3 separate regions of the Mus musculus genome follow, and regions 1 and 3 are each linked to region 2. Evidence: chromatin loops called from intact Hi-C (ENCODE). Cell type or tissue: left cerebral cortex. All regions are shown on one strand.

Region 1 (2,500 bases), 760 kb after region 2:
GATCCTTTAGGGCAGGCACTGCATTTTTCTCGTCTGCAGGGGACGGTGTGGAGCCAAGGCCTGGTAGGACAGAGAAGCGTTACTGCCGAGCTGTGCCCCCGCTGAAAATGAGGCATTTTAAATGCCTGGCTGGAAAGGGCTGCCTAGAATGTCCTTGTAGACTGGTTGGGTGGGCCACCTCCTGGGGCTTGGTAGCCCAGTGTCGGGAAGGCCTATGGGCCTTTCAGGCCAGAGCAGTCAACAGTGGGGCCGGTCGAGCCTTTTTGATACTCTGGGCTTCAGTTTCAGGAATAGTCTTAGTGAACACCTGGCTAGGGCAGGAGATCAGATGGATTCAGAGACTCCTCTGAGAGCATCGCCCATGCGTGCCAGGTGCTGGGGTGAGGGGACAGCTGTTCAGGAGCTTCCAAATACTCTTAATGTGTAAGGTCAGCAAGAATAAGCAATTTTGACTTCATGTTTGTGAGCATGTCCACAGAACTCTCAGGCGTTGGGGGAGAGATGCTGGGCCCGGCAAGAGCCCAGCCTGGGCAAGTCAGCCCCTTGTGTGGGATGGAGTCTCCCTGCCTTGGAGAGGGAAGTACATGAGGCCCTGCGATGGAGGCACCCAGCTCCAGACACTCCGGCCTCTCTGTGAACCCATCAACCAGCTGAGCTGTGCAGCTGGCATTTGCTGCCAGGCTTTAGAAGCCCAACAGCTTGACACATTTCCCTTTTTGCTTTGGCCAACAGGAGGTCTCAGCACTGCTCAGCTTGGGTCCTTATGGAGGGAGTCCCCTTTGACCTATTCTCATGTATACTGTCCCTAGTCCAGATGGCTTATCATTTTCTTTCTTCATCCTCTGTTGTGTATTTTCAGAAACTGCTTCCTGTCCCCTTAAAGTCACAAGTGTCTCTAAACATAAACAAATACAGGCCAGTCTGCCTGAGAGAAGAGCTCTGTGCATCCCCCAGGGCCGATGGAAGATGACAGCTGGCTCCCTCTGTTCCTGCCAGCCCTGGTCCCTGTCCAAGCCTTTGTTACAGCTCCTTAGTGGCAAACGCAGCCCAGTCTTGGTCTGCACCAAGCCCACGACCATAGCCTCGATGGATTCCCAGCCAAGCAGGCTGTTCTAAGTCCTACACACATACCTGAGGAGGTGGCTTCCAGCGTGGCGGCAGGGCTCAGCTTAGTCAGTTGATCTAGTTGTTGGCAGTGTGTCGCTGAGTGCCTTGTAGCTATGCAGGAGCAAAAGGCAGTGGGAAGCCAAATAAATCAATCAGTCCTCTAGGAATATTCGCCCACAAGGACAGGACAAAAGGCAGCCATGGCCATTCATGGGCTGCCCTCAAGGGTGACAGTGGGCTCTGTTGAAACTGGCACCCCTCTGCACCCCTGCAGTGCATCAGGGAAAGAAGTGTATATTTTCCCAGCAGACAAGGAGGGGCCTCATCTGGGCCCAGCACTGGGTAATTGGCAAGAGGTGTCCTGCAGTCATGGCTGCCACCTCCCTGAGACCACCTGTGGTGTCTTCTCCTGATATCAGCTTAAAGAGCTAGGACAAAACTCTCTCCTCCCCCCACCACTGCCTTTTCTGCTTCCTGCTTAACTTAAACCATTGAGAATTCATGTGGACCCCGTGGAACATACGCCATGCCAACATGATCTGGGGCAGGAAGTGTGTAAGATCAGAAATAATCCCCTTGACATCCTTTCTTGAACCCCGAGGACTGGCTGAAGCCCCTGTGCACTTTCCCTGTGGAGGAGGTGGAGTGGCCAATGAAGCTGAAGGCTCACTTGGTACCAGCCCCTTGCAGTGGGGACGGAAACCCAGCAAGCCAGTGGGCTGGAGAAAGCTGCTTTGGAATTCTGGCTTAAACAGTAGAATGGCCCAGAAAGCCTACCCCCCTACCCCTGAGAACTGGGCCACACATACTCTCCTGGTCACGCTTCACTACAGGCTGTATTTGGGAGAAGATGGGTGACAGACAAAAGAGATCCTTTTCTTAAGTCAGGTTTCCTTCCTTAGGAAGGAAACCTTAGGTTGTTTGAGACACAGACACATACTTAAACATATGAAGAGAGCCATGACTCTGGTGGTCTGGAGGTAGCAGGGATCTGTCCCCCAACAGCAAGCCCTTTGCTCCAACCTTCCTGGGGCTGGCTGGCCACCGGTCTGAGTAGATCTTGCCATCCTGGGTAATCGTTATAATCCCCATGTCGTCAGTAGGCCCTCAAGTTACTTCACAGCCTGCTGTCCTTATCAGGATGGCAGGCCCACGGCCAGCAGCTGGACGGTGAGTAGTTTGGACATGGCTTCTGATAGAACCTGCAGCTTAGAATGGAGAAGCTCCGGTAGCAGGGACGACTCACTGCTAACCCTGTGCACAGCAGCTCTCTGGGATGATGAGGGGAAGGTGCTGGAGAGAAAGAATAGACGATGGATCACCCCTTGCCCCATTTTTCTGAGACATTTAGAGTTAGTTGTAAAGGGCCGCATTTGTGAAGACCCAACAGATT
Region 2 (2,500 bases):
TCACCCCTTCAGCTGCAGCCTAAACCCTCTAAGAGCCCAGTACACTTTGATATCCTCAGCAGAGATAAAGAACTAGGACTCAAGACAAGTCACAGTGGTTCAAAGGGCAGGCCCTGAGTCCACGTGTACCACCAGGAGCCACCCTCCACAAAGACCACTAGATGCTGGCTCCTGCCTCCCAGCCCCTCCTTCCAACTCTCCCAACATGGAGCTGACAGATTGGTGGCGCTGTTTTCCTTCCCTTCCAGAACAATATTTGAGGAGTCTGTTTTATTAAAATATTTTCCGCTGGATGCTTCCTGTGTTTCAAGAACTTGGTCTTGCCAGCTGGAGCTGGTGACAGTTGAGAGAAACACATCCAAGTGCTGTTGTGACATGGCATTTGGAAGTGGAGGAGCATGGGTGGGGGTAGAGGATGGCAGCATGGAAGAGATGCAGGAAAACACCCGGGTGGCACCAGAAATGTCATTGGCATGATGAGAATACAGCCTCGCCTCTTCCTCATTAAGAAAATGTGAAGAGAAACCCTAGCGATGACGTCTTAGAACATCCTTTGCTACCCGCTGGCCAGTCTGAGCTGCAGTGAGGTGTCTTTTGATTCCTGTCACTGTGTTTGCCAGCCCTCTGAACCAGCCCCCACACTCTTGCCCAGTTCATCTCAACTTGATGCTTTCTGGAAAGAAATCTAAGACAGGCACATTACACGAAAATACTGAAGTGATGCCGACCGGGCTAGGGCAATTACCAGGAAGAGCTACCTTCTTGACACAGCCAGCTTCTTGCACACACTAAAGAATTACTCCTGTCACTGGGTTTGGAACAGGAACAGCATAAATAAATGTGGGTGGTGAGTCCAATCTCTAATCAGGACCACAAAGTGGGGAATGCGTTTCCATAGGATGTGGACTGCTGCCAGTCTGGGATGTGTGCGTGTGTTATACAAGGATATCCTTAATTTAAGACTCAATAGCTACAGGTCCGTGGTTTCTATCCCAGGACACTTAGATCAGCTATGAAGAGGTGGCTAATTCCATTCCCTCCAAGAGAAATCTTTAAGGCAAGAGGAAACCCAGAGCCATGCAGCATTCTCACCACAAGGGGGCAGTCATAAGCCACGGCAAAGGAGATGTCCCTCACTATGTCCACCACAGCAATGTGTAGAGCCCAAGTTAAATATGCCCTCACTTCAGGTATCCCCTCTTCAAAATCTCACATATCCAAGCATCTCCAGAAATAAACATATATTTTCCCACTCTGGTGTTCTCCCTGAATGGTCTTTACCATTCAGGAAGGCTGGATCTATAAAGCAGAGGATTATGGGAGAAATGAAGTACACTGAGGTAGGCCATAGCCTGACATTTTGGAATCATTTCTATTTTGGCACCACTTCTTTGCAAAGAGAGGCATTCTTCCCTTTCACACAAAGAATAGTTTTTCCCCCTCAGTCCTCAAACCACCCTAGGCCAAGATGGATCTGTGATATCTACAGTATTTCTAAAGATATCCAAGGAAGCTGGTGAATAGCTGAGCCTAGGGCTATGCATACCAGGACAAGGGGAAATAGTGTTTCTCTCTCCAGGTTGGAACTGTCTACAGCTTGCAGGTTCCATCTCCCATCTATCTAACAGCCACTCAAGATGTTACTGAAGCTGGCTCTAGGCTGGGTCACAGGGTGTCCAGAGGTCCTCTAGGTCAGGGGGAAGTTTGAAGGAAAGGCCTAATAGCACAGGTGCTATGGCTGAGGAGAGAGCAATGGTGAGGATGCTTTCTGATAAGCTCAAGCCGTGGAGACTGAAGAGCAGTAAGCCTACAATGGGGCTTGGCCTTGCAGGAACGCTTCTTTGACAAGGCAGCTTACTCTCACCTGTGGACTCTTCAGTGTTAAGAGGCCTGGGGCTTCCTTTGGAATGTGGCTGACTGCCTTTGAGCTGCACCACTCAAAGCACAGCCCAGGTTCCTGATGTGACAACAGAGGCTCAGACTCTGACACCAATGACCAAGTTCCCTGTCTGGCCTTATTTAACACCTGCTCAGCATTTCAAAGGAGCCTCCAAGAGGAAGGCTGGGGCTACATGCTTGGTCACCACAAAGCTCTGGCTCATTGGGTTCCTGGGGAGAGATGAGAGGGAGCAATAGTACTCACTGCTCAGGGCTTGAGACAGATGTCCTCCTGCCTTCCACAGTGATGTTGCTCTTGGGTCTCCTGACGACATGTGGACGAGGAGGCCGTACCTAAGGATGAACATGGGGAAATCCCCAAGAAGGAGTGAGTTAAAAAGGCCCCACAGGTCCACTGTGAACATTTGGGTAAACAGCCCCAGAGGGCTTGGTTACAGGTTCTCCAGGCCTGGGCTACCATGGTCTCCTGGTTATTACGTAAACACCACCACTTAACATACAGCATATGGATATATATGCTCTCTGGAATTTAAGCCAGAAAGGCTCTCCTCATCTGCAGACCCAGTGGCCTCTCAGAGAGCTGACTGAGGTGTGAACAACA
Region 3 (2,500 bases), 90 kb after region 2:
CGATATGTTGTTTCCAATCCTCCCATAGCTTTGGATTTTTAAATAAATAGATAAAAGAAAAGAAAAATGGTGAAATTCTATTTTAAAGAGATGTTTACTTACTATAATTTATGAATAAAATAAAATATCTGGAACTGCAATATATGGAACTTTTCTATTTAAGAAAAAAATGTCTGAGTCTAAAAAAATTGTTATATACACTTGTAAGAACAAAGTTAATGTGGAAAGTATATGGAAAAACCCAGGTAAATAAGAATTTAAAACAGTAGGAAACAAAATAAAATCAAGAGGACAGTAGATCAGTGGACACAGGGCAATATTCATGGTAGAAAAACAGATACTTGCCAAACAGCATGAGAAAAAAATTGAATGAAAATAATGAGTTAAAACGAAATTTGCATGTGTTCATGTGAGTAAGGAAACAGCAAAAAGGAAAATGTATATTAAGTGGGGAACAGGTAACCAAATTCAACAAAGGAATCATAATCGGTGAGTAAGGATAATGTCTTGGGTATGAGAAAAATGTACAATAAAGACTATATAAAAGAAGAAAAGTATTGTATTGACCATGTAAGTTTAATTACATAAGAAGGCATAAAATGATTTGGAAAGAAATGTGCTAACCCTGATGCAGATTGCCTGGGGGTGGGGTTGGCCACTGAGTGATCTTCCCCTCTTTTCGCTTTTCTGTCTTTCACAAATGTTTTACAATGAAAATATATTACTTTTATCATCAGATAAACCCAATAATACACATTGTTATTTTTAGATGCTGTCTCAACTTGGCCTTTTGCCCTGGTATGTATTCTTATGATTGTTCCTGTCATCATGACAAGAAGAGAAACTTCACAAGTGACTGGAGAGTCCTGAGTGGCATTAGGGATTCACCTACGTGGGATGGGTTTTAACTAGCACAAAGGACCCTGTAAGTAGGAACATTCAAAGGCAATTAGTTGGTAACAATATTATAAATAGAAAAGGAGCCAAATAAATGTTTCCTGGATATCATTAATTTAGTTGTAAAATAGATTCAGAGTTACTCTGATAACCCCACATAAAGAAGGCACTCATTATAAAGACAGCCATGTGTTAAACAAGAAAATGTAGACACAGAGATAGCTCTGCTGTACATAACCAAGATATTCCCACGGAGACAGCAGTTCTCAAAATATCATCCTCAAAACCAAAAGCTGCAGCTAGGAAAACAACCCCAGCACAATGCTAATCAGGTTGATCCTGCCTACTCATCCCCACATCCAGAATCCAGCGTGCCTCTAGCCTCTCCCTCTGGCTCTGTTGATACCCCACTGTAGGCCCCTTCTGAGAAAAGTGGCCATGGTGATGCTTCACAGGAACAGTGAGTGCCCAGACCCACAGAGAACACAGAGGAAGGCCACAGAAATGCCCTGGGGACCTTCTTTCTCTCCAAAGAAGCCTGATGACTTGCTTTTGAGAACGGAATGCTCCTGTCACCTTCACTACTGTTGGCTTCCCTGGAGTGAAAGCTCCAGGGTGTGTGTGTGTGTGTGTGTGTGTGTGTGTGTGTGTGTCTGTGTCTGTGTTTGTGTGTGTGCACGCCTGGGATCACAACTTACCCAAGACTCTAGCCTGTCTCTAACAGACTCATATAACCCTGGCCTCTCCTTCAAGGACAAGTGTTCCAGTCTCATTTCCTGGGCCAGTTCTAGTGGTCTCATCTCTGAGACTGAGACCACTGCCAGTGACTGCCTAGGGTATGGTCATGTGACTGAAAAGCAGTCAGTGGCACAGGAGAAGCCACCCAAAGAACTGCTAGGAAAACAAGGTCATGTTGCCACTGGAAAGGGTGGGGCTTTGAAGTCTGTGACACAGCCTCCTTGAGTCCAGGTAGTATGGCTGACAGGGTGGACTGGAAGACCGGAGGGCAGAATTAGGCTCATGGTGTTAGCAGCAAGGTGTTGACAATTAGTCAAGAACTGATTTGATGACCACCACTGGCTGTGTCAAGACTGCTCACAGCAATGCAACAGAAACCTCTGTACATTTCTCTGTCCCTCTTCCATTCAATAAAACTAGTTTGAATCAATGCCTCGGACTGGTTAAAGTGTACTATTAAGAATTAAAGAAAGGACCTTGTTGCTAGTGTTCTTATCTCGATGAGAACAGGCCAGTTTGTTCACCTTCCACCCTTTATTATACAAACATTTTTTAAAAAAGCAGAAAATAAAGAAAAAAATTCAATATGATTCTCCTGCCCTAATGTAGGTCAAGCCTTCCCTATCCCCTGGAATGGCTAAAAGAGATATAGGCCCTACTGCCTACATGCCACCCTGAGCTTTGGGGGAAGCACACTGTAGGTTCAAATTAACTTTACAAATACCCCAGGAATAGGAAGAAAAGCTTACACTGGCTACCACGCTTCCTGGAACACTGACAGGCAAGTTTTCAAATGCATATGGAATATTCACTTTCAAGTAAACTCATGGAAGGCAGCCTTGTGGTAAAAGGGCTTTAGTGTCTA

What was found. A loop is a pair of places that touch in the nucleus more often than their neighbours do. Peaks named below come from ENCODE experiments on the same cell type or tissue, not always from the same donor. Only the 100,000 strongest peaks of a DNase experiment are listed, where the experiment ranks them.
Region 1: a loop joins it to region 2, with 3 times the contacts of the local background. A loop is called at or near these places in 5 of 42 quality-filtered maps.
Region 3: a loop joins it to region 2, with 4 times the contacts of the local background. A loop is called at or near these places in 4 of 42 quality-filtered maps.

What each region holds. Positions count from the first base shown.
Region 1 is chr2:38,578,314-38,580,813 of GRCm38, forward strand. All of the region lies in intron 8 of Nek6 (NIMA (never in mitosis gene a)-related expressed kinase 6), which reads left to right. Among named protein-coding and RNA genes, the nearest start is that of Gm35808, 46 kb to the left of the region's middle. In left cerebral cortex, no CTCF peak of the experiment used is centred here; DNase peaks (open chromatin) are centred at 669 and 1,103.
Region 2 is chr2:37,814,773-37,817,272 of GRCm38, forward strand. Dennd1a (DENN/MADD domain containing 1A) reads right to left here. Exons shown (of 23, transcript NM_001362973.1): 20 at 2,144-2,232. Among named protein-coding and RNA genes, the nearest start is that of Crb2, 40 kb to the left of the region's middle. In left cerebral cortex, CTCF peaks have their summits at 216 and 1,089 (motif pointing right); DNase peaks (open chromatin) are centred at 436 and 1,096.
Region 3 is chr2:37,905,257-37,907,756 of GRCm38, forward strand. All of the region lies in intron 13 of Dennd1a (DENN/MADD domain containing 1A), which reads right to left. Among named protein-coding and RNA genes, the nearest start is that of Crb2, 130 kb to the left of the region's middle. In left cerebral cortex, no CTCF peak of the experiment used is centred here; DNase peaks (open chromatin) are centred at 1,206 and 2,393; H3K27ac peaks cover 752 bases.